Linked DNA regions of Homo sapiens: regions 1, 3, 4 and 5 are each linked to region 2. A link is a loop called in an ENCODE intact Hi-C map of the cell type or tissue named here. Cell type or tissue: chondrocyte. All regions are shown on one strand. Region 1 overlaps FMO1-AS1 (FMO1 antisense RNA 1). Region 2 holds the start of PRRX1 (paired related homeobox 1). Region 3 overlaps NTMT2 (N-terminal Xaa-Pro-Lys N-methyltransferase 2). Region 4 has its middle 6.1 kb from the start of MROH9. Region 5 has its middle 23 kb from the start of LINC01142.

What was found. Hi-C counts contacts between places; a loop is a spot of excess contacts. Peaks named below come from ENCODE experiments on the same cell type or tissue, not always from the same donor. Only the 100,000 strongest peaks of a DNase experiment are listed, where the experiment ranks them.
Region 1: it touches region 2 in a loop (3-fold over the local background); 3 of 110 quality-filtered maps call a loop at or near these places.
Region 3: a loop joins it to region 2, with 3 times the contacts of the local background. A loop is called at or near these places in 2 of 110 quality-filtered maps.
Region 4: it touches region 2 in a loop (5-fold over the local background); 4 of 110 quality-filtered maps call a loop at or near these places.
Region 5: it touches region 2 in a loop (4-fold over the local background); 3 of 110 quality-filtered maps call a loop at or near these places.

The regions. Positions count from the first base shown.
Region 1 is chr1:171,224,507-171,229,506 of GRCh38, reverse strand. All of the region lies in intron 2 of FMO1-AS1 (FMO1 antisense RNA 1), which reads left to right. Among named protein-coding and RNA genes, the nearest start is that of FMO1, 21 kb to the left of the region's middle. In chondrocyte, CTCF peaks have their summits at 2,321 and 2,538 (motif pointing right); no DNase peak of the experiment used is centred here.
Region 2 is chr1:170,662,659-170,667,658 of GRCh38, reverse strand. It overlaps PRRX1 (paired related homeobox 1), which reads right to left and starts at 3,528. Exons shown (of 4, transcript NM_022716.4): 1 at 3,200-3,528. The coding sequence starts at 3,440. RefSeq lists enhancers at 2,035-2,895, 4,096-4,623. In chondrocyte, CTCF peaks have their summits at 2,377, 2,577 (motif pointing right) and 4,220; DNase peaks (open chromatin) are centred at 766, 2,468, 2,748, 3,256 and 2 weaker places.
Region 3 is chr1:170,159,509-170,164,508 of GRCh38, reverse strand. It overlaps NTMT2 (N-terminal Xaa-Pro-Lys N-methyltransferase 2), which reads right to left. Exons shown (of 4, transcript NM_001136107.2): 2 at 3,816-3,991. Among named protein-coding and RNA genes, the nearest start is that of MIR3119-1, 11 kb to the right of the region's middle. In chondrocyte, no CTCF peak of the experiment used is centred here; no DNase peak of the experiment used is centred here.
Region 4 is chr1:170,926,929-170,931,928 of GRCh38, reverse strand. No RefSeq gene overlaps it. Among named protein-coding and RNA genes, the nearest start is that of MROH9, 6.1 kb to the left of the region's middle. In chondrocyte, CTCF peaks have their summits at 1,776, 1,982 (motif pointing right), 3,566 and 3,766 (motif pointing right); no DNase peak of the experiment used is centred here.
Region 5 is chr1:170,304,859-170,309,858 of GRCh38, reverse strand. No RefSeq gene overlaps it. Among named protein-coding and RNA genes, the nearest start is that of LINC01142, 23 kb to the right of the region's middle. In chondrocyte, no CTCF peak of the experiment used is centred here; no DNase peak of the experiment used is centred here.

The DNA.
Region 1 (5,000 bases), 560 kb before region 2:
GGAGAAACAAAATTGGTATTTAAAAAGACGTAAATGCAATATTAAGCATTAACTCATGAAGAGTCTGGACAGCTGCTTGGTCCTTCCTGAGTCCTTAAAGCTTCCATTATTAAGAGCTCTGAATTCCATATTCATCATGACAGAGATAAAATGATTCAAATTATGAAAAAATATTGATGGCATGACTTTTAAAATTGCTAAAATTTATAACCAATTTTGGTTATAAATTGTCAAACTCATAGTTCTGATAAGAAAATAAAAACTTCAGGTGATACACACCTGCTGGATCATTTGAACACTTAAAAATGGAGTTCCTTCAAGTGACACATTAAATGTATGTTTTCTGGTTGTATAGAAGCTTTCCCATGCAGGAAGGCTGATGCCATAATAATAGCTAAAGTTTATTAGAAAATGTGTTTCCCTTGGCTGGGCACAGTGGCTCACACCTGTAATCCCAGCACTTTGGGAGGCCGAGGCGGGTGGATCATGTCAGGAGATCGAGATCATCCTGGCCAACATGGTGAAACCCCGTCTCTCCTAAAAATACAAAAATTAGCTGGGCGTGGTGGTGCGTGCCTGTAATCCCAGCTACTGGGTGGGCTGAGGCAGGAGAATTGCTTGAACCAGGGAGACAGAGGTTGCAGTGAACCGAGATTGCGCCATTGCACTCCAGCCTGGTGACAGAGTGAGACTCCGTCTCAAAAGAAAAAAATAAAAAGGAAAAAAGAAAATGTGTTTCCCTTATCATTCATTCCTGGAGAAATCTTCAGTGATAGAAGTACTCATTTTGTGTCTGGAATTGGTTCCTTCCGGTGGGTTCTTGGTCTCACTGGCTTCAAGAATGAAGCCATGGACACTCGCGGTGAGTGTTACAGCTCTTAAAGATGGTGTGTCCGGAGTTATTTGTCCCTCCCAGTGGGTTTGTAGTCTCGCTGACTTCAGGAATGAAGCTGCAGACCCTCCCGGTGAGTGTTACAGCTCATAAAGGTAGTGCGGATCCAAAGAGTGAGCAGCAGTAAGATTTATTGTGAAGAGTGAAAGAAGAAAGCTTCCACAGCGTGGAAGGGGACCCAAGCGGGTTGCCACTGCTGGTTTGGGTGGCAAGCTTTTATTCCCTTGTTTGGCTCCACTCACATCCTGCTGATTGGTCCATTTTACAGAGTGCTGATTAGTCCTTTTTTACAGAGTGCTGATTGGTGCGTTTACAAACCATTAGCTAGACACAGAGCACTGATTGGTGTGTTTACAATCCTTTAGCTAGACAGAAAAGTTCTCCAAGTCCCCACCCAACCCAGAAGCCTAGCCTGCTTCACCTTTGAATTTCACTGGACAAGTTGTAAAACAGTTAAATAAGATATTATAAATACAATGGCATTAGGCGAAGCTAACTACATTGATTGGATTGCCTTAGTCAAAGGCAATTATCAACTGATGGCAATCACACTCATCCTCACTAGAAATCTAGGTTGACTGCTTATGAAATTAAATATTTGAAATTATGAAATAGTTACTTCAAGGCTTATTCCGTTAATAATAAAACCTATGGATCTTTTGCTTTTGTAAACTCTGACATGACTCAATAGTGCCATGCTTTGACGCATTATGCCAAAGCACATTTTCACTAGGTAAGAAAAGCCCTTTGTGACTCACAAATTGATGACAAGCAGACCTTTCATGATTTAGAGCAATGAGGTTGGGTCTTTTGGAAATGACACCAGAGGAAGACTGCCCTTGATAGGGACTATACCAAGTTCTTCTTTGCAGCAAAACCTCAGGGTTTTGAGTCTCGTATTCACATCTTTTTACTAAGAAGGGCTCCTCCAGACTCCTGGTGTATATTTGTTGGAGGCCTTAAGGTAAAGATGACCAGGGAAGTTTTTCCCCAGAGGCAGATGGTATCCTAGACATAGACACTTTCCTAAGACCATAGAATAAGATTTCTCTGTCATCACGAAAGCCTTATTTCTCCCCTTTCCCCCTAGTTTTCTGCTGTCTGAATCACTTCCTTTTCCTTAAAGGAAAATCCACGGGAGCATAATCTGTGTGTGGCTTTATCAAAAGCTTATGCCCTAAAAAGAAATGAGAGCAATTGTTGGGTTTGTAGGCTAATGCCACCATATCAGAAAACAATTTCTCTCATGCCAATGTCTGTGTTCCCATTGAGAGTCATCATGAAGCCCTAGAGGAAGAGTGGAAAGCTTTCCTTAAAATTCTAGACATTACTGCTACTTACTTTTCTACACTCACTAGAAATAGTACCACGAACTTTCCAATTAATAACCTAATTGTTACCAAATATAGAAAACATATCTGAGTGATGTCTGTAAAAGGTATATCACATATTCAAGACCTGGGGACTACCAATGCAGGTATGAGTAATTGCTTGTATGATGTCACTGAATTAAATCTGGAAGCTCCTTTTCCACTAAATGTGGTTATGCACCCTTACAGCATACCCTTTGAGTAAGTTTCTCACTGTACCTTACTCAGGAGCTATGTGAACTTGTGGACAAATTTAATTGACTTCTGCTCAAACACCACTAGGTGGCCATCTTTCCTAGCCCCTGAGGGCCTACATTGGGACTGAAGAGAATTTACTTACCTCTTCCTCACTGGTTCAGATTTTGCTATATGGCCTGTCTCCCTCCTACCTTCTGAATAGCTTTTCCTGAAAGTTCCCATTGTATCTTTCATAACCAGAGGCCAAAGCAATCAATAACCAAAATTAGCACAAACCTTGAAATAGATGGAGATAAGTTAGTTTCCTTGGAGGAAATGTTCCTGTGGGGTTATTGGGGGCACACTCTTGGCAGTATTGGGGTGCTGGTTGTATAGAATTTGAAGATAGTCTGTAAATTAGGAAAAATCTTAGATTTTGTAGCCAATGTGACCGCCCAAAAGTTCAGATGCATAGAAGCTGCTCTTTGAAAGGTGTATGAAAACATTCATGTTCAACAAAAATACTTAATGGAGCATCACGCAGATCTTCTCTTTGCCTACATTGAGGACTTGTGTATAGTGCTAAACGAAACTGAATATTGTACTTACCTTTCTCCTGATTTTACTACTACAAAAAGCTTAATTTAAAATGTGGCTGATACTGATGTTTCTCTAGACACTGCCACCAAATACATCAAGGAAATTTCTCACGGGAAAGGAACACATGATGTGTTTACAGGAGCAGCTAATGGTTGATTTGCAGGTATCCAGAATGGTGGAATGGTGGATGGCAGACTTGGCTATTGGAAGGTTTTTTATTGTTTATTTTTAGCCTAATCATTTGGGGCTAATATTCCAAGGTTTTAAAATCTTTATGTGTCTTTTAGTAGGTCTTCAGACTAGTATGACTTGTGTTACCAGGCTAACTACAGAATCAGGCACCTCTTTAAAGGAGGGCATTTTACTACTAACTATGGCCCTTAATCACCGTCATGCCCTGAACAAAGACTATAACCAATAGGACTTGAATACTGTTGAATTGTCTTTATTATTGCTTGAACTTTAAATTGCTTAATTTAGATTATTTTGGTTTGTAGAGACTCCTGTTAAGTAGTGTACTTTAATTTTTTAATTTTTTGTATTTTTCCTCCTGATAACCATTATAATATTCTTCCTAATGTATTGTATCCCTTAAGAGTCTTTCTCTCTCTTTTCTTTTCTTTTCTTTTCTTTTGACAGGGTCTGGCTCTATCACCTAAGCTGGAGTGCAGTGGTATGAGTGGTATGATCTCCATTCACTGCAACCTCCACCTCCTGGACCCAAGCTATCCTTTCACCTCAGCCTCCAGAGTAGCTGGGACTATAGGTGTGCACCACCATGCCCAGCTAATTTTTGTATATTTTTGTAGAGAAGGGGTTTTGCCATGTTACCCAGGATGGTCTTGAACTCCTGGGCTCAAGCAATCCACCTACCTTGGCCTTCCAAAGTGTTGGAATTACAGGCATAAGCCTCCATGCCTGGTCCCTTAAGAGTCTCAAATGCTCATATGGAGCCATCCGTTGTACATCAACTAATCTCATTATAGTTAGAAAAACAAAAATATCAGGAAAACATAAAGAATAATCCAACAAATTCGACATTGTGAATTGTGAATTTTATACTGAGACCAAACAAGTCCATTATGATGGTGAAAAAAATTGGACCTAGGTTATGGTCAATTTCTCAAAATTCAAAGGCTGATAAAAGAGGGGAATTGTTAAATTAAACTTTGGCCTAATGCTGTCTCTAAATGAAGCAAACTATAACCTAATATATATAAATAAAGCATAATATATGTTATATGTATGTTTTATATATATACATTATATATGTATATAAACCTATATATATATATATATATATATATATATATATATATATATATATAAACCTACCTTGAGACTACATTCTTGTAACAAGCAACTGAGTCTCAGTTAACTGTAGCAGCTGAGCTTTTGGCCAATCACAGGCTGCAAACTGCTCAGACATGTCCAAATAAAGCAAGTGCTAAACTGTAACAAATCAGGCTATTTTGTTATGTCACTTCCTTTTTCTATCTATAAATATGGACTGCCCACATTGCCAGGTAGAGTCTTCTGAACCTTTACTGGTTCAGGGTAATGCCCAATTCATGAATCATTTGTTTGCTCAAATAAATTATGTTAAACTTAACTTGTCTAAAGTTTTTATTTTAATAGCACCATGCTCTTTGAAATGCCTGTTCCTTGGTGCTGTAAAGAAATAGCACTTGAACATAAATTCAATTTCCTCAGCAAGGCCATTTCTATACTTTCTGCAGAAAGGGTACACTCACCAGCAGTTTTGCCATGAGAGTACACAGAACAAAGGAGACAGGGTCATTTATAACTTGATGCGTCCACCTTACCACCTTACTGCTGTGTCCGGTTTCCATTGGCTAGAACAGGACCTCACATTCTGTATTTGTCCCGATTGGCTAGCAACTTAGAACACTTTAAAAGAGGCAAAAGCAGAGGAGAACAAAGGAAGGAGGAAGTAACTT
Region 2 (5,000 bases):
TGGGGGAGAGTCTGCTCTAGCCATCCTTTCCCGAGACACTCCCCTCTTCCCTGATTCACAGTCTGAGCCTCATTGTCACTGCAGGCTGGAGGCCCAGCTGTCCTGACTTCCAAGTAGCTCACAACAGCTTTCTTGGCAACTCTTGATGGGAGCCCAAAAACTAGGATTGCGGGTTCCCCTGGACGCTTGCTACCATAAGACTCGTCAGGCCCTCCCATTCTCATGCCAGCGGAGAAAAGAGAGGTTGAGAAAAGTGCTTATAAAAGCAACAAACTATTCGTTAGAACGCTACCCTCATCTCTCTAGGAAGCAAGGCCTGGAGTGTGTGTGTGTGTGTGTGTGTGTGTGCGCGCGCGCGCGCGTGTGTGTTTCTCGGCTACTTTCCTAGCTCCAGGTGCCTGTCACTTCGTCCCCATCACCTCACTCTGCCTTCTGCGGCCTCCTCCGGAAGCTGTCTCTTGATCATGCTTCCGCAGAGCATCCTCTTTCTGAGCCTCAGTTTCCTTTCTGGGTCTTCTCCCCACAAGGCCTCTCTAGTCATTGTAACTCTGAGATGAGCCCGAGTATCACGTGGGCGAGTTTCTAGAGTCTTCTCCCCTTCTCCCGGGACATACAGTCCCCAATTCCGCCCGGGATGCTGAGCTTGTCCTCGAGCGCTCCTGAGGACTCCACGTGCTCCACAGGGCCTCTGAGGCGCCAGGCTCAGGTCTCACAGAAGCCTGTCCCCAGTCCAGGGCAGCCTCCCAGCCACCGCGCGTCGCCTCCGAATCTGCTCGGGGGCGCTCCATAGCTAGCTTCCTCTGGCCAGCCCGGCTCCATACCCACTCTAAGGCCACGACGAATCCCGAGCTCCCTTCTTGGGAGTGGCGTCCACTCAGAGCCAAACAACCGGTACAATTTTCATCCCTCTTCCCCTGCAGTATCTGAGGGCCACCACGGCTGGCTTGTTCCCTAGGCTGGCCGAGGCCGCTGGCCTTGGCCCTGGTTTTCTCATCCTCCAGCCTCCTCATAGGGCAAAGCAGCATCTAGTCTCTCCTGCCCCACTCTGGTCTTCTAAGCAGAAGTTTCTTCGTGGTCCTGTTTTCTGTTGTGGGTCCAGCCTCTAGTATCCGAACAGTGGTAAATGTTGCAATTAATAAGTCGTCCTGGCAAAACAGAAACGACTGGACGTGCAGAATTGGTGAAGCTGGGGTCTACACCAAATGCTGTTCTCCCTACTTTTTTTTTTTTTTTTTTTTTTTGAGACGGAGTCTCACTCTGTCATCCAGACTGGAGTGCAGTGGCACTATCTGGGCTCACTGCAACCTCTGCTTCCCGGGTTTAAGCGATTCTCCTGCCTCAGCCTGCTGAGTAACCGGGATTACAGGCGCTCGGCACTACGCCCGGCTAATTTTTGTATTTTTAGGAGAGAGGGGTTTCACCACGTTGGTTAGGCTGGTCTCGAACTCCTGACCTCGTGATCTGCCCGCCTCGGCCTCCCAAAGTGCTAGGATTACAGGCGTGAGCCACCGCGCCTGGACTCTCCCTACATTTTTCGTTTTTCATTTTCCCTGGTAAAACGTTTAAAAACAATCATAGTATTTCTCAGTGCATTTTGTTAGAACTAAGAGTGCCTATGCAAACACTTAAGTAATGCTGCGGGTGCAGCCTCTCAAGCACCCAAACCCTAAAGAGAACGTCTCTGTCTCTGCGCCTAGCCCTTTATGCGGAACTTGAGGACACCTGGTTCTTCATTCCTCAGAGTTGGCCACCTTTCTCTGGTGTCCAGGCCAGACTTCCTCATTCAGTTCCTGTAGCAGTCTGCTAATGCATTGGGTGGATCGGCCCTAGGCCGCTTTTGGCTAAAAACACCCAGGGGCGCCCAGGCCGGAACTAAGGAAGCAGGGTGAAGACCAGGCGTCTTGAGCACACCAGAGGCTCTCTCTGCGGCTTGCTGTAGCGTGGCCCGCGGGGCCACCACTGTGCCCGGACCCTGTTTCCAATTGTTTCTATGTGCAGTTTGATTTGTATGTCTATTCTTTGAGAGTCTGAAATAGGCAACGTTTTGTGAAAATCATAGAATGCTGGAGGGCCCCCCGGTTCCACGATTTCCAAATTTGAAGACAAAAATGGTAACCAGCAACTACTGACATAGAAAGCAACCAGCCTCATTTGAGAACTTACAGCTAAGTTCAGACTCTTGCAACCTCGAGGAGAAGAGGGAGTATCTGTACATATCTGGCCACATGTCACCTGGGATGAACAGGGTGACCGGTCTGTTACAGACTTGGGGGCATGGGGATACAATTGCAGTCTCTTTTTAAGGCACTAGCGAAGCGAGATTTTCATGGGTCGCGAGGTTGGTCGGTGAGGATGGGGAAGGGAAACTGGACTTTTCTGGGCGTTTAAGAGCCAATAGGGAGAGCTCCTCTAAGGTGACACTGGCCTCCGCACTGAAGCTCGCGCCTCCCGGATGCAGCTCGCCTGTGCGGGATCATGCGGGGCTGGATTTCAGGTTTCACCCTTAAAGGACATTCCCTTTGCTTGGCCCGAGTTTTCCCAAGCCAGCCGGGCTTTTGACTCTGCCAGTCTCAAACCCATTTGCGGTAGAGGCAACAGCAGGGGGCAGAGAGCAGCTCCAGCGTCTGGGGCCGGGCGTTCTCTCGGGGCCTCCCGGTCGCGCCCGGCCTTACGGTGCCCGCGTGGAGAGTGCAGCCTGAGCAGCGCCAAGTCCTGCTCCCTGTGCCTGGTGCCCTCCCTCAAGCCGTCATACGCTGCCCGAGAGAAGCCCTTCCAACCCGACTCAGCATCTTTAACCTGCTGCTTTCCCAAACAGCGCTGGCTCTCTGAGTTTGCACCCCGCTAAGACCTTTTCCCAGCCCAGCCCCGCCGCCCCGCGTGCGGGATGAACCGAGCCGGTGCCTAGCCGAAGTAAAGAGAGTCCGCCGCGGACAGAGTCCCTGCCTGAGACCGCAGGGCCTCGGAGTGTCCCCGGACCTTGGAGCCTCTCTCCAGCGTCCTCCTTGGCTATGCCCTCGGCCGAGACCCGCTTTTCTCATCTGGTTTCCCCTGTGACTGGCCCTTCCTTTGAAGTCTGCCATCACCTCTCCTGGTCCCAGGACCTTGTCTTTCTGGCCGCGGACGGGCTCTAGCTGCCCTACACGGGTCCCCGCCCTCTGTCCCGGGCACACACCCCCGTGGGCATGCGCCCCTCACTCACTGTCCTGCTGCGGGGTGTCGCTGCCGCTGGTGAGTCCCGGCGACTCCAGCAGGCTCCGGCCAGCCTCGCCCACGTTCTCATCCGCCTGTGCCGCCACCATGTCCCCGGCTTCCTCCAGGTCTAGCAGGTGACTGACGGAGAAGTTCTTTTTCGCCTGCAGGGTGTCGAGGTTGCCCGGGCTGTCCAAGCGGCCGCCCAGCGCCGGTTGCCGCTCCAGAACGTGCCCGTAGCTGGAGGTCATGGTCTCCCCCACCGATCCCACCCACCCCCCTCTTCCCGCTCGAATCAACACCAAACGCTGTGGGCGCGAGGGGGGAGAGGAGCCGAGTGGGGAAGAAAGAGGGGGGTAGTGGAGAGAGAGAGAGAGAGAGGGAGGAAGAGGGAGGGAAGGAGAGGAAGGCCAAAAAAAAAAAATTGGAAAAGAGGGTGGGGGACCCCCTTCTGTAGAGCAGAGCGTTGTGCACCAGCCGCCTTCCGCAGCATTGGTTGATTTCCTGAGGCCAAGTCCGGCGCGGTCCAAAGAGATAATCCACAGTAAAATACAATATTAAAAAGTCACCCTATGTTCAAGTCAGGAGAAAAAAATCCCTTCCAACTCTCCAAAAGTGTCCACACGCACAGACTAAAAATAATAACAAGGGGGAGAGAGGAAAGCGGAGGCCAGCAGGGCGGGGGAGTTAGGCAAACAGAAGAAGAGAGAAGAAGGGGTGGGAGAGAAGAATCAAAGTGAATGGTTTTTTTAAAGGTTAAAAAAGTTATTCCCAGGCAAGAGTTCAAGCACCAACAGAAGAAGGCTTGTTCCAGCTTTAAAACATCTTCAAGAAAACGTGTTCCCCCCTCTCTGCACTCCTGTGGATTCTCAGGAGTGACTAAAGTTTCAGGAGGAGAGGGTGATGTCTTGCAGATGTATTAGAGAGCAGGATTCTCACTTTACTTTTTGTAAAGAGTAAAAAAAAAAATTAAGAATTAAAAAAAAAAGGCTTCAAGAGTCCGACGGAGGGTGCTGGTGGGTTCCCCCCTTTCCCCTTCTCTCTCTCCCCCTCTTCTTGCTGGGCTCCTTTTTCCTTCTCAGTTGGATCAAGAAGCTCTCTGGCACTTCAAAAGGCACAAACTGGCATGCAGAGGAGGCTTTGTAGGGAATACAAGAAAATTGGAGACCCCTGGGAGGGCAGATCTCGACTTAATAGGAGCCTGTAATTACGTGGCAAAGCCTTTGTGCTGTGCCTGACGTTTCACAGACCCCCTTTCTCCATCACAATCTCCTTCTTCCTCCTTTCCCTGGGACCAAAAAACAGTCTGATTAAGAAAACCCCCTTTGCCAACATCAGAGTTAGAGAGAAAGGGAGAGGGAGGGAACAAGAGAGAGGGAGGGAGAGAGGGAGGGAGGGAGGGAGGAAGGGAGAGAGAGAGAGAGAGAAAGAGAGAAGAGAAATGAGAGAGGGAAGAGAGCAAGAGAGCCCCTTTGGATTTCTAAAGGTCTAATTATCATTCCCCTGCAATAATATCACGGGGAGAAAAGACAAACTGAAACTCACAGTCACTTCAAACGTGCTGATTATTTTGCTTCGGCATTAACTCCTCCAGATTTGTTTAAGATCCTGTTGGAAAATCTCATTTGCATGTTTTGATAACAGCTGTGGGGAAATTTGGAAAAAATCCACCACCATCACAATCAAATTTTCTTCTCCTTCTGCCTTCCCCCAAACCGCCCCCCCCCAAAAAAAAATTTTCTGCTGTTCTAACAGTTTGGGGCGGAGTACAGGGAGAAAGTAAGCATATTAAGGCTATTTTTGGTTCCGTA
Region 3 (5,000 bases), 500 kb after region 2:
AGAAAAAGGCCTAGGCATGAATGCTGTGAAAGAAGCATCTTCTAAGTAAATTCATAACAAAAAGATGAGCAGTATATGGAGAAATTATGTCATTATTAGAAATGACTACTAAAATGTGTATGCTCAATAAGAGCGTCTCATTTCAAATTTTTCTTTTTATTACTTGGCCTTAAAAGCCTCTATTGGTCATGCTGCTCTCATTAGTGTAGTAAGTGGTTTCAGAAGTAGAATCCTGGAACAATAAAGCACCATGAACTTTATTGGACACCATGGCTGCCTGAAACTGTGATTTTATTAAAATCTGATGCCCTTGAATGAATATGACTAGAACTACATGCGATGTGTGATTTCAAAACAAGACGGTCTTTTTTTTTTTTTTTTTTTTTTGAGATAGAGTCTCATTCTGTCACCCAGCCTGGAGTGCAGTGGCACGATCTCAGCTCACTGCAACCTCCACCTCCCGGGTTCAAGTGATTCTCCTGCCTCAGCATCCCGAGTAGCTCAGATTACAGGTGTGCACTATCACACACCACTGATTTTTGTATTTTTAGTAGAAATGGGGTTTTACCATGTTGGCCAGCCTGGTCTGGAACTCCTGACCTCAGGTGAGCCACCCGCCTCAGCGTCCCAAAGTGATGGGATTACAGGTGTGAACCCATTTGGTTATTTTGATTTTCATTTATTATGCCATGTTTATACTTATGAATCCATATAAACTAGTAAAACACTATTAGGAATTTCAGTTTAGTTTTGATTCTGCCTATGTATTTTGTTTTGAAGAACATTATTTTAGGTTTATCCAGTGGAGTTAAAAAACTAAAATGAAAGGACCTCATGTCACTGTGTAAAAACTATAAAATATAACAAGTTAGTAGACCCAGATTTTTTAGCTATCCAATCTTTGAGAAATGTCAAAAAATAAATACTGTCAAAAAAATACTGAGGGGTTTTTATGAATTACTACTTTCTCCCACTAGAAAGCTAAAACAGGAAAGTTATCAACTATGGCATTGACATCATCTTGGTATCATTTGTTTATTTGCTAAAGTAAATACATTTGCAACTAGTTTAAACACCTTTTCCCACTGTCTCATGTCATTAAGTGTTGAAAGGAAAACAAAACTTTAAATTAAACAATCTTCTTTTCGCAGTTGACACAAGAATAAGTCATGTCAGATACTCGTATTCCCTAACTCTTTGTATCTTGACCTGAATACTAATCTAGTAGATTACAGTATGAAGGTCAAAGTACCAAAATATCAGTCCTTAAAAAGGACTGCATTTGTACTTAGAAGTCACAGCTTTACAATGAGCCTTGTGTACTAAGAAGGACTCCTTATATTTGTTTCAAAGGAGCAGGCTGCCTCTTTTCCAACATAAATATGCTAGCGCAAGGCTGTTTCCTTTCCCAGGTCTGTGGGCGTGCTTATGGGCTCTGTCTGACCAGCATCCCTGTGGTCAGCTTGGCATTCCACACGGAGTGACAAGACAGCTGGATTACTAACTAAGCTTCTGAAATACTTTGGGATCAAAGTCGGCCTCACCACGAGGCAAGCAGGAGGGATTGCTTTCAGCCAGACTGGAGGAGAGTCGAGGTCTATGGTCCACCAAAAAAGTAAATAAATAAATAAATAAATAAATAAATAAATAAAGCAGGGATTTTTTCAGTTTCATGAGACAAATGGAAAAAATATGTCATGGTTAAGAGCAGAGAGTTTGGTGTCAGGCAGACCTGGCTGGGCTTAATTCACTGTTCTGTCTCTTACCAGCTGTGTAATCTTGACAACTTATTTAACCTCTTCAAGCCTCAGTTTCCACAACTATAGAAACAGAGCTAATAATAGCACTTACCTCCAAGAATTGGCATGAAGAGTAAATGAGACAACGCTTCTAAAGCGCTTAGCAGATTGACTCTCTCAGAACCAGCATTCAGTGAAACCAGTCAGCAGCACTGATTTAGAAATACTCCAAGTTAACCTAACCTATAAATATCCACAGTCTTCATTCCTAGACTCTCTAGTCCTTTATGGCTGAAGCTGATGTCCAGACACTTTGGCCCCAGTAAATACATCATCCTGATCACATTTTTATCTACTGTCACTCTCTGGACTCACACACTGGGTGCTCCAGGAAGATTGGATTTGAAGTGAACCTCACCTCAATACTAGAGATATTAATGTTTTGCTACTAAATCGGTTGATGGCCTAACCCCACGGCCTAATGTTTATGTTTCCTTTATCAGAATAAAATGGGCACCAAATCTCAAACCAATGACTTTGTAATGTATTGGAACAAAACCTGTTACCAATTAGAACTTTTCATCTTTAATAGAACTAACAGCAGCTTTATCTTGGGGTTTAAGTCTTTTCTGTTGTTGCTTTGCTTTGCTTTGTTTGTTTGTTTGTGTGTTCGTTTGTTTGAGATGGAGTCTCGCTGTGCCACCCAGGCTGGAATGCACTGGCACGGTCTCAGCTCACTGCAATCTCCGCCTCCTGGGTTCAAGCGATTCTTCTGCCTCAGCCTCCCCAGTAGCTGGGACTACAGGCGCGCAACACCACGCCCGGCTAATTTTTGTATTTTTAGTAGAGACAGGGTTTCACCATATTGGCCAGGCTGGTCTCAAACTCTGACCTCGTGATTCACCCACCTCAGCCTCATAAAGTGCTGGGATTACAGGCATGAGCCACCATACCCAGCCTTTCTTGGGGATTAAGTCTTTTCTAACAACTAAATGAAGTTCCTTAAAATACAATGAATACATTATATGAAAGCCTGTTAGTAGTAGTAATAGCAATAAATTAGATTTATTGGGTACTAATTTTGTGCACTAAAGCAGGTACCTGACATGTATTATCTCATTAGATCTCCACATTATCCTGTGAAGTAGCTTCTATTGTCATGCCCTAGTCACAAGAGAGAAAACTGACACTTGGTGCATTTAAGTAACAAGCTCAAAGTTGCTTATACATTAAGCAGAAGAACCACGATAGACATAAAGGCCAAAATTTTGACCCCTACAATATACTGTCTGTCTTCATATGACATGACAGTAAGGAAGTAATAGGGGTTGACCCAATGCAGGACTACAAAAGGATACCATTCTTTCAAGGTAAAATCAAAACTATGTATAAAATAGTATAAAAATATTCTACCTTCATTGTTTTTAAACTGAACATAATCATGTATTTCCTTCTAACTTTTTTTTTTTTTTTAGACGGAGTCTCACCTGTCACCCAGGCTGGAGTGCAGTGGCGTGATCTCGGCTCACTGCAAGCTCTGCCTCCCAGGTTCACGCCATTCTCCTGCCTCAGCCTCCCAAGTAGCTGGGACTACAGGCGCCCGCCACCACGCCCAGCTAATTTTTTGTATTTTTAGTAGAGACAGGGTTTGACTGTGTTAGCCAGGCCAACATCTCATTTTTATTACAGGGAATCAATAAGTCAACCCAAGATCCCAAAAGGCATGATCTGTCATCAATCATTTGGGTATGAAACGTTTATGAGACTCTAAAAGAGATGTCTTCTTTATTCCCAAATTTTATATCAACACTGCTAATTCACCTTCCTCTGAAGCATGTAAGATTAGTTGGTGATAGGACAGTGAAATGCCAAGTGGGAGGGTAAGACAGTGTTATTATATTTATCATATCAAAAATGGTTCATCCTTTCTGAACATCTTAAAACCGGCTTGCAGGCGGCAGAACTCTTGGCTGGGTCATATGGCTTAGTCGTGACTTAAATAACAACACAGAGGCATGCGAGCTCAATGTTTGCAAGGACTTTGCCTTCTCATCAAGCTGCAGTTGAATAACTCACCCCAACAAATTTCCTAAGAAATTTCTGAGAGGCCTGGATGTCTGGGCTGGACAGTTCAATGAAATTTCCCATCATACCCTCTTCTGTGGCTGGTACTTCTTGGTAGAAAAGTTTAGCTCTGGCATAGAACTGCATCTCACCATTGATGACTTGGCTTGTTAAAGCGTACAATTTCACTGCAAATGAAACATTATTAATAGGTATTAATATTTATAAGATAAAAAAATCTCAGCTTTATGCATTGCATTTCCTTTTAAAAGCCTGTGAATCTGTGCTGTGGCAAAAAGAGCACTGGTTTGAAGTCAAAAGATTTGGGTTTGAGTTTTGGCTCCATGACTTATGCACTATGTAATGCTGGGAAAACATCTTAACTCCTCTGATCTTCAGAGATCGCATCTATGGATTATAATAATCGTGGCATTTTCATGACTTAATAACTCTATAGTTGAATAAACCCATAGCTATATCACTGTATTAAAATTTTTAACAGTGTTAGCTACAATAATGTAAAGAATGTCATCAATTTTGCAGTGAGTTCTATCTCTGAACTCCAAATGTTTTCTGAGAATTTTCTCATTAAGCTTATAATAAAGTTTAATGAAAAAATTACTTCTAATCGCAAGGTAGGGGTAACTGTTTTTATATCTTTTTCAAGCAACACATATCCAAATATGTCTTCATATCAATATTACAGAAATGTGCTTGAACTCTACATTGTGAAAATAAAATAATAAAGGAAACATAATATTTATTGTGCAGCCATTCTGTCCTAGGTAGTGTGCCAGGCACATTCACATATACTTTGTCATTTCATTATTTTCAAAAATGTATAAGAAAAATATGTGTTCCAACTTCTGAGGAATAAATGAGAGTACACGTAAGTGTGTTTTGCAGCTAAAATTCACCCATGCAGATATAAAATATTTTCATCATAAGACATTCATGATAAAATGATAGACAGTAGATTAAAGGATGGAACTTCTGGTTCAAGATTGTAGGCTGAGTACATGCATTTGTCTTCTCTCCCTCCCAATATTCCCTGAGAATTATCTTAAAACACTAAACCCATAATAGTGAGGAAAATGAGAGGGTATCACTGACAGATTCATGATTCCAATAAATTTCTGGACAACAAAAAGCAGACGGAACAAAGCTAAAGAATTTGCAGGCCAAAATATTTGCAAG
Region 4 (5,000 bases), 260 kb before region 2:
GGGCCACTGTCCTCCAGACCTCAGAATGGTAGATCCACCAACAGCTTGTACTGTGCACCTGGAAAAGCTGCAGGCACTCAATACAAACTTGAGAAGGCAGCCACGGGGGCAATACCTTGCAGAACCACAGGGGCGAAGCTGCCCAAGGCCTTGGGAGTCCACCCCTTGCATCATTGTTGTCTGGATTTGAGACATGGAGTCAAAGGAGATTATTCTGGAGCTTTAATATTTAAAGACTGCCCTGCTGGGTTTCAGACTTGCATGGCACCTGTAGCCCCTTCGTGTTGGCCGATCTCTCCCTTTTGGAAAGGGAATATTTCCCTATTGCCTGTACCATCATTGTATCTTGGAAGTTACTAACTTACTGTTTTTCTAACTTGGAAGTTACTAACTTACTGTTTTTGATTTTTCAGGCTCATAGAAGGCACTAGACTTGTCTCAGATGAGACTTTGGACTTTTTAGTTAATGTTGAAATCAGTTAAGACTTTGGAGAACTGTTGAGAAGAGTTGATTGTATTTTGCAGTGTGAGAAGGACATGAGATTTGGGAGGGGCTAAGGGCAGACTGATATGGTTTGGATTTGTGTTCCCACCCAAATCTCATGACAAATTGTAATTCCCAATGTTGGAGGAGGGGTATGGTGGGAGGTGATTGGGTCATTGGGATGGATTTTCCCCCTTGCTGTTCTCATGATAGTGAGTGAGTTCTCATGAGATCTGGTTGTTTGAAAGTGGATAGCACCTTCCCCTTCTCTCTCTTTTCTCTCTCTTCTTCCTGCTCCAGCTATGTAAGATGGGCCTGCTTCCCCTCCTGCCATGAATGAAAGTTTCCTGAGGCCTCTGCAGCCATGCTTTCTGTACAGCAGAAGTCCTTGCCCCACCATTCTAAAAATGCTTTCACTGTTTTGTTTTGATAGAAAAAAAATTTCTAATATTAAACAAATTGTGATCTCTTCATACAATGGAAATAGCAATTAAAATAATGGACTAAGATTGTATATCTAAACATGGATAGCTATAAAAAATTATGAAAAAATTGCAGAATGATATGTATGGTATGACACTTATCATATAATAACACACTGAACTATATTTTTGTTGGGTGCAAAACACTATTTTTGATATGAAGTAAATTTTCTAAAACAATTGGATAGGAGGATAAATACCACATGCATCATAGTGATCGTGAATAAAACTAGAATGAAGAAAAAAATCAGATAAACTTTTTCCATAATATTTTCTTTTTTTATTAAAGAAAATCTCGACGCATGAAAATTTGCTATATTATTTTCTGTGCTTTTCTGAATTTAAAATTTAAGAAGAAAGTCATAATGAATTAGTTCTGTCTGTTCTCTGGGAATTCCTTTGACTCTATCCAATTCAATATTTTATAATCTATGAGTGGAGAGAAAACAAAAGACAAGAGTAAGATAAATAACTGCTGAACCACAATCAAGTCTGTTATATAACGATTTTGAAATGGGTTTCAAATCTGGAATGTGAAATTCTGGTTTTCATTTTGCTTTTAAATAAGCACAAGTTCAAACCAGACAAAAAAATATGAATCATTGGCTTCTTACTATCTAAAAATCTCCACAGTTTTCTCTGCTCTGGCCAGGGAATGAGAACTTTGGACATTGTTTCTCTTCTTTCCCCCTCAGTGTTGGTTTGTAACACCTCCACAGTTTCCAAAGAAGGGAAGGAAACTGCTTTATAATCATAGCCACTTGAAAGAACATAGCACCTCTCTTCCAGAGATTTTTAACATTCCAGCAACGAAGGGCGAGCACAAATATAAATTCCGTTTTACAAGTAAGAAGTGGGACAGTCTGAATTGCCGTGATCCCTAAATCATTTTTCTCACATGACTATTTGACCAGGGTAAAGATGCAAAACAAGCTCAAACCTCACCCCTCTGGCCTGCTAGCCAGAGCTTCCAAGCCTCCTCCGTGTTCTCATTACAACATGAAACCACTAGGTGTCACTCAAGATAAAACTTGCAGGCATCATATTAGAGATTACAACTAGGGGAGCAGAAAGGAAATTCAGTGTTAGTGCGGAATTCAAGGTGTTAACAGAGAAAACTGAAATTTGCACACTTACATGACACAATGGAAAGTGGCCTCTCTCCAGCCTAGTACCCTCAGGAGAAGGTTTCAGATCCTCTGTATCACATCTGTATAGTGTGTGGACTCATTTAGGTTGGAATCAGCTTTCAACAGAAAAATAACTAAATGAGTTCACAAAACTCAAAAGGCATGTTATAGTGATGCCTCTGTCAGTAAAATGGGGTTAAAATTCCAAGCCTTAAGTTTGCTGGCGTCTCTCCTGGGAATTGCGTCTGAAATTTCAGCAGCTGCCCTCAGGGGTTAGTGAGTCAAATAATTCGGATTCTCATATCTCATGAGATATGAGTTTAAAATATCCACTTGTACTATTTCCTATGATTTTTCCCATTGTATGTCTTGTATAAACCACAACTAGCAAATAGTATGAATTTAATAAATATTTTTTCGGTGAATCAAGAGAAAGACACTAAATTTATTTAGTGCCGCTCTATGCCTTATTCTCTATGGCTTTCTTTCATTCTTTTTTTTTTTTTTAATAACTTCAGGAAAAGCCTGAGGGGGGTTATTGTAGCCATCACTTTGTACAAGCAATACTCACAGGATATAATCACAAGTGATTTTTACTTTTATTTCTCCCTATACTTGTAAACGTTATTAAGTAGGAAAGCCTTTGTCCTGTTCCTGGACAAATGTCAGGCACACCTATGACATTTCTGATTTCTTGTTGCTAATAAAAAGCCCTATGGTCACTGTACATAGCAGAATAATCACAATTTAATAATTATAACAGTCCCTTTTTGTATAATAACACAATGTATTTCACTCAAAATTACATTTTCCTTGTCCAAACTAGGCATGGCTGCAGTCAGGCAGCCTCCAGAAGTGGGTGAGGTATGTTTGTCTTCTTTTTCTTATTTGATTCCTCTGCACTCCCTAACTTGGGTTGAAGAGGGTAAGAAAGAAGAGAGATGAGAAAGGCAGTGAAATTTCTTTCTTTGAATGGTGTTTTTGAGATATTCAGATGTCCCTACTAAAATCATTTGACTGCACTTCCCAAGATGCGAGCTAAGCATTTTCTTCTAGCTGGCCATTCTCTTGCAGTTTTTCATATAGTTTTACCTTCTTTAATGAAGATTTATTAACTACTGTGGTGTTTTCTCCTTCTTCTATATTATAGAGTCCCCAGTGTTTAGCTGAGTATATGACTGCTTGGAATAAGCCTCGTGACCATGGCTCATGTGTAAATTCTTGGACGCCTCCTTGCTTTGTTTTCCTTTTCCTCTATCTTTTTTTCTGTTGGCTGCAGCAGACAGACAAAATTGCGGCCTGGATAATGAGGTGGAAGCCCTGTGCTAAGGGCCTTAATGATCATGAAACTGACTTGCCAGCCTTGCTCAACTTTGCTCATCCTTGTCCAAACTTGCTCAGTCTGGACTTCATTCACCTGAGATAAATAAATTTCTAATCTGCTATGTTAAGCTTTTAGCACTTGTAGAAAAACATAAGCCTAACTGATAGAACTATGGAACTATACTAGATTTAATCTTAGTGGAACTTATTTGTGAATAGTCAAAATTAGAAAAATAACCTTTACCGATGCATTCTAATGTTTGATCACCTTACATATAGGAATGACATTGTGTGAAGTTCTGGAAGAGGAGGATACTGAAGTGAAATAAGGGAGGTCCTGAACACAAGAGGTCACTCTCCTCCTCTCCTACTAGAAACATTTACCTGTGTTTCCCCAAGTGTAAGCTAAGAATTTTCTTTCAGCTGGCCATTCTCACTCAGTTCTTCTTAGATTATTATTCTTATATACTTACATACGTATATACTTTTATATTTATACACTTACGTACATGTAGTTACATACATACACTCCGTTTTTCACATACCTCATGCTTTCTGCATAGTAAATTGGATCTATTGCCCATGGCTGATTTCTTCTCTTCCAACGCTTCATAGCTACTGCTTCTTTATTCTCTGGTGGCAAATCTTATTATTTGCTTATTGAACTCCAACAATACATATTGACATAAGAGAAAATAAATGAGTAAATAAATAATGTTGCTATGGTTTTCTCATGCTTAACTTCCTAAAATTCTGTTTCTCTCAGATGAATTTAGGTGTAATGTGATATGACAAGTTGTAATAGGAAATTAGAGTGTTCTTTTTTCCTCCAATAGTCACATTCTGATGTGATTAGAGAAAATTTACCTATGTGACTTCCAGTTTAAAAAATATGCTCCATGAACAAAGGATTCTATGGTCACTGCCTCTTTTTGCAAATTCATATTGAAAATTAGCATACTAAAGTTGCACAGTATCCCTGTGGTAAATAAATGTATTTAACTTTCTTTAACCTAGCATTTTCCAATCTCATTTGATTATGGAAGCCTTTTGTCCTATAGCATCTACTAACGTATATTAGCAGAACACCATGTGTCCTGAGGCGTTAAGATCACAGTGAGCTCCTCTTGCTTTCTGTGGCAATGATCCATGAGGTTGATCACTGACATAATTAAATAATGATGACCTTTCCTAATTTGCAGATGAAAGTCAAACAGAAAGAATATCTTAGTTCAAAATTATACTTTCATTAGTTTTGCTTAAATCTTTGGTGTCATAATTATCTGCTTTACAAAATAAATGAGCAAGTAACAAGCATTATTACTAGAAAAAATTTTAAAAAGAGCAGATCATATTTAGATATACAGCTTATTTTTCCAAAGTAACAGTTTCTATGGCTGTGATTTTACATGATACACATACAGTATTATACATTCTTTAGAAAATTATTTCCAGATCTCATGATAAAATACTTTTTGATGCACTTTCATGGTGAATCTCAAGAGTGTATTGAGGATCTAGAGAGGCAACTCTCTTTGGACTCAATGGTGGGCGCTTGAGGGAGCAGGAAGGCATTGGGGG
Region 5 (5,000 bases), 360 kb after region 2:
CTGGAATTGATGCTTGGGCTGTTCTGCAAGGTCCTAGGGCATTTAGATTCACAGCGGCCTGAGCCCAGTTGCACACGCCGGCATGTATCAGTACAAGCTTTAAATCAGAACCACCCGTTACACCTCCTCCTCTCTCTCTGGCTCTGAGCCCTACCCTCAAAACCCCCTCCCTCCCTTCACTGCAGGCTCATTAAGGCCTTTCCCAGTGCAGAGACACTGCATTTGGGGGACTGTTGGAGTGTTTGATATTTTCCACTCTGCGTGTCAAGGGCATTTACAGTCGGCGTCAGAATGTTATGTCGGTCTGAGGAGGCACTTTGAAGTGTTTGTGGTAGAGGCCACATGTGCAAGCAAGATGTGCCTCCTCCCGATCCCTGGATCCCTGAGGTTCCTGCTCAGCTCTTTCCCAGAATCATGTGACAATGAACAACACCACTTAACCCTTTGCTTCGTAGTGTAGTAGCTGGTTATTATTACCCTTATTATTATTATTCATTATTTTGAAAAAGTACTTCATCCTCTTTCTACATCTTGGCTTTGGAGATGGTTTGGTGGCCTCTCCTTGCCTTCCAATCACTACTTCTTGGACCCTTTTTGTGGCTGTTACTGCTAACACTCTTACATAAATGCATATGTAGAAATATATTTCCAAATAGTACACACAAAGCAAATGCATATATCGTAATACTGTACAGATGGTGAAAGCAATGGGGTTCTTGACACTTTCATACCATTTCATAGTTCATTCCAAAAGCCAGCAGGCTGGCCAATCATCCCCTTCACCAATCCCAGAGTCTCTGATGCTCAGCCATCATCAACACAAGAAGCCCCCAAATGGCATCACTGTTTTTCCCATTTACTAAATGGTCATTCACAGGTAGTCTCTCCAATGTCACTCGGCCTATTCCGTGAAAATCTGGGGTCCTGAAACTCTGAGCTAAAATTTGAAGAAGAAAAAATATGAGACTTTCAGAGGAAATGTTATCAGCCAACCTGAGTCTCTTACTTGCTACATGGTTTGGCTCATGCAATGGAGTAGGGCTTAAGTTGATAACCTTCAAATCTCCTCTCAGCTTAAAGAGGTTCACTAATGCTCAGCTCTCAAATAGTCTGGAAAGGAAAGTCTTGGACATGGTAGAGTGGGCTGGGGTGGAGGCACATGGCTTCTCTCAGAGACAATGGGCATCAGTCTCTCCGGAGATCAGTTTATATTAACAAAGCACCAAGCAATACGGTGGAAACAAGACAGTTTTTTTTGTTTTTGTTTTTTTTTTGAGATGAGTTTTGCTCTTGTTGTCCAGGCTGGAGTGCAATGGCACAATCTCGGCTCATTGCAACCTCTGCCTCCAGGGCTCAAGCAATTCTCCTACCTCGGCCTCCAGAGTAGCTGGGATTACAGGCACACGCCACCACACCTGGCTATTTTTTGTATTTTTAATAGAGACGGGGTTTCACCATGTTGACCACGCTAGTCTTGAACTCCTGACTTCAGGTGATCCACCCACCTCAGCCTCTCAAAGTTCTGGGATTACAGGCATGAGCCACCACACCCGGCCAACAAGCAGTTTTTAATGAACATAAGTCACTTTCAGGCATTAAAAGATCAAGACCCTTTGGCAAAGTTGCCTTGGGCTCAACTCCATTATTTAGAATGATTTCTGGAGATATTTACTAAATATGGGATTATCCCCTGCAATAACAGCTATACTTCTTTATTTTGATTTAGGGGTCTGAAGAAAGAAAAGAGATGTGCTTTAACATTAGACTATCAAAATACTAATAATAGTTACTGTGACACAGACAATAATGTGCTAAGTAAAGCATTACCTTATTTAAGGCTCATAATAACCCTATGAGGTGAGCATTGTTCTCTGTATCTGAACCTCATGGAAGTTAATGGCATGCCCAAGGTGGTATTAGAAAATGGAGGGTCTAGGACATGGACTCAAAACTTTCTGACAGTTGGTGGGCCTTTGCCTGCTAGTCTGTATTATTTCCCCAAATAGTTAACCTTGTCTTTATTATTATGTTGTCCTAACAGTGACTCTAATTTATCGTCCTAACATTGACTTTAATATCTGCATTACTTATGTCCATGACACAGTTCTGCTTATTCAAGGTCAGGGTCAGTGACCTTTTCATCTCCTAAGACAACTCCTAGCATACTGCCTTCCCTGGCCTCACATGTTCCCCAGCTCTGAGTCAGGGGTGTTTCATCAATATCTGTTGAATGAAGGAATGAGTGAATGGCATGTAACAAGCCTGGGAAAGGTGCTGGAGCCTAAGGCAACAACATCTCTCAATTTCTGTAATGGAAGTCTGCCCTGGGACTCCCCCAACACAAACAGGACACTTTCCCAAAGCAGCCAGGGGATTCAAATCCTTTAATGCTGGGAATCCAGAAATCCTCCCCTGACAGCATAAACTTGCAGGCTTCTTGCACCTCTTTCTTCCAGTGCCACAGACTCTGAGCTTTATTGGCCTGCCAACAATTAGGCACACACACACACAAAAAAATGGATCAAAGAGGAGGACATTGGCTTACATAGTTTGTCAGAATAACTTTGCTGTTTGTATTTGCTATGCACAGTGTCAATTCTCTTCTACAAAATAGGGCATTTGCACCCCAGTAAAGAGCCTCACTGAGAAGAGCGACAAAAGGGAGAGAGTTAATAGTGCTCTGTTGCAAAGCTGTCTTATCTTGTAAGCTGTTCCCAGGAGGGCTGCTAGCATGGGATCAGAGGGGTATACCGTGTGTTTTTTTTGGGGGGGGAGGGGGTTGCTTTCTTTTTTTTTTTTTTTTTTACACATTGGTTGGAATGAGAAACCTTTCCAGTAACTGTGTTCTGGAAAGAAAATATTTGATATGGAATAGTGTCCATGACATGTGATCCCTAAAAAGCCCACTTGGACCAGTGCTTGAACCATGTTTTCAATCAAGAATTGCTACCTTCAGTACCTCCTGGCTTTCAACAGTGGAGACCCTGACCCAATAATTTCCTAAAAAGGCTTCTCCCTTTATATGGGTCTCTCTTCTTAGCAGAGCTTATTTATTTTGTTTCCAATGTACCAGAAAAGAGATATGTTTTTCTGTTGCTGAATGGATTAATCCAAGTATTTTTATTTGTCTTAGAGCAGAGTTGGCAGCTGGTTCTCACAGGAGAGGGGATTGGCAGCTAAATCAATTTTAAATTAGGCATTTGTCATGATTTAGCCTACTCATAAACCTTTAAAAAATCCCAAAACTTAAAGGTCAAAACTAACAGAACTAAGATCTGCCTGTTTTTTTGAATTAATAAAAAGAGTTGGTGGTTCTTTGCCTGCTAACCTGTATTACTACCCAAAATAGTTAACCTTTTCTTTATTATTTTATTATGCTACATTTTCCTCTACACTTTTAAATTTTATTTATGTTGTCTCTTTCTTCCCTTGTTTCATATTTTCCCTTGCTCACTGACTCATATCTTTCACTTTCTACACCCTCTGTTTTTTGCTCACTCGATATTGTGTGTTCCAGATTAGCAGTAGGGTGGGAAGCCAGTGGAAGATAATGCACTTTGGAAAGGAGAGTGTTATTTCTAATCTCTATCTGTAGCATTGTTCACTTCTGTATTAGTCTATTTTGTTTTGCTATAATAGAATATCTGAGATTGGATAATTTGTAAGGAAAAGAGGTCTATTTAGCTCCCTGTTCTGCAGGCTGGCAAGTTCAAGACTGATCAGCTACATCTGGTGGCTTCTAATGAGAGCCTCATGCTGCATCATAGCATGGTGGAGAAGTGAAAGGGGAAACAAGCATGTGAAAGAGAACAAACAGGAGAGGCAGCCTGGCCAAATAACAGCCCATTCTCAAGGGAGCTACTCCATTCCCATGAGAACTAACCCGGTCTCAAAATAAAGACATTAATCCAACTTAAGGACCTAATTACCTCTTAAAGGCATCACCTCCCAACACCATGACATTGGGGGCCAAGCCTCAACATGACATTTGGTGAGGACACATCATATTCACACTGTAGCAATGTCCATATAAGAAATTCCTCAGCAGCCTCCACCTGAGCACTAGCCTTTCTGTTGCTATTGCTTTCCTTCTTTATTTTCATTGTTTTCTTCTTTTTTTCTCTTTTCTCCTCTTCTATTTTCTCTGCTTCTATTCCAGAGGAAATAAAAATAACGATTATTTATTGATTACTGAACATAGGCTAACTATAATATTGCACACTTTTAAATTATGTCATTTAATAATAACTAGAATCCTAAAAGTTAAGTGATTCTCTTACCATTTTATAGATAACGAATCAATGCCTTGCCCAAGCCAGTGAGAAAATGGAATAAGGACCACACCCCAGCTTGCCCCAGTACATGTTGCCTTTAGAGGTGAGTTCATTCTCCATTTTTCTGCTGACTTCAGGCCTGAAGGTTCCAGTTGCCATAAGGGTGCTGGGTGCAGGCCCTTTCATTTAAGATCTAGATTCCTGGGGCTTGAGACGTTGACATTTAGGCTCAAGTTTCCTTTAGGTATGTTTTCAGCAAGGATATCCCAAGGCTAATGGGAGTGTAAGAGGAAGAAGGAGTCCTTTGGTTTTCTTTTATCAATTGTTATTCATTTAGATAATTTTTATTTTTTAAATAGAAGAAATAAGATCTAGTGTTTGGTAGCATAATAAGGTGACTATAGTTAAAAACAAATTATTTGTATATTTCAAAATAACTAGAAAAGTGGAATTGGAATGGTCCTAACACACAAAAAATGTAAATGCCTGAGGTGATGGATCAGTTACCCTGATTTGATCATTACATATGGTATGCTTGTATCAATGATTCACATATACCCCATAAATATGTACAACTATTATGTACATACAGAAGTACAACTATTATATACATAACAATAAAAATTTTTAAAAACACCCCAAAAATGAAGTTTGCATTTATCACATCATTTTAATTTTGCATTAGGGTGTAACTCACTAAAAATGAAAATAAAAATACTTTTCAGT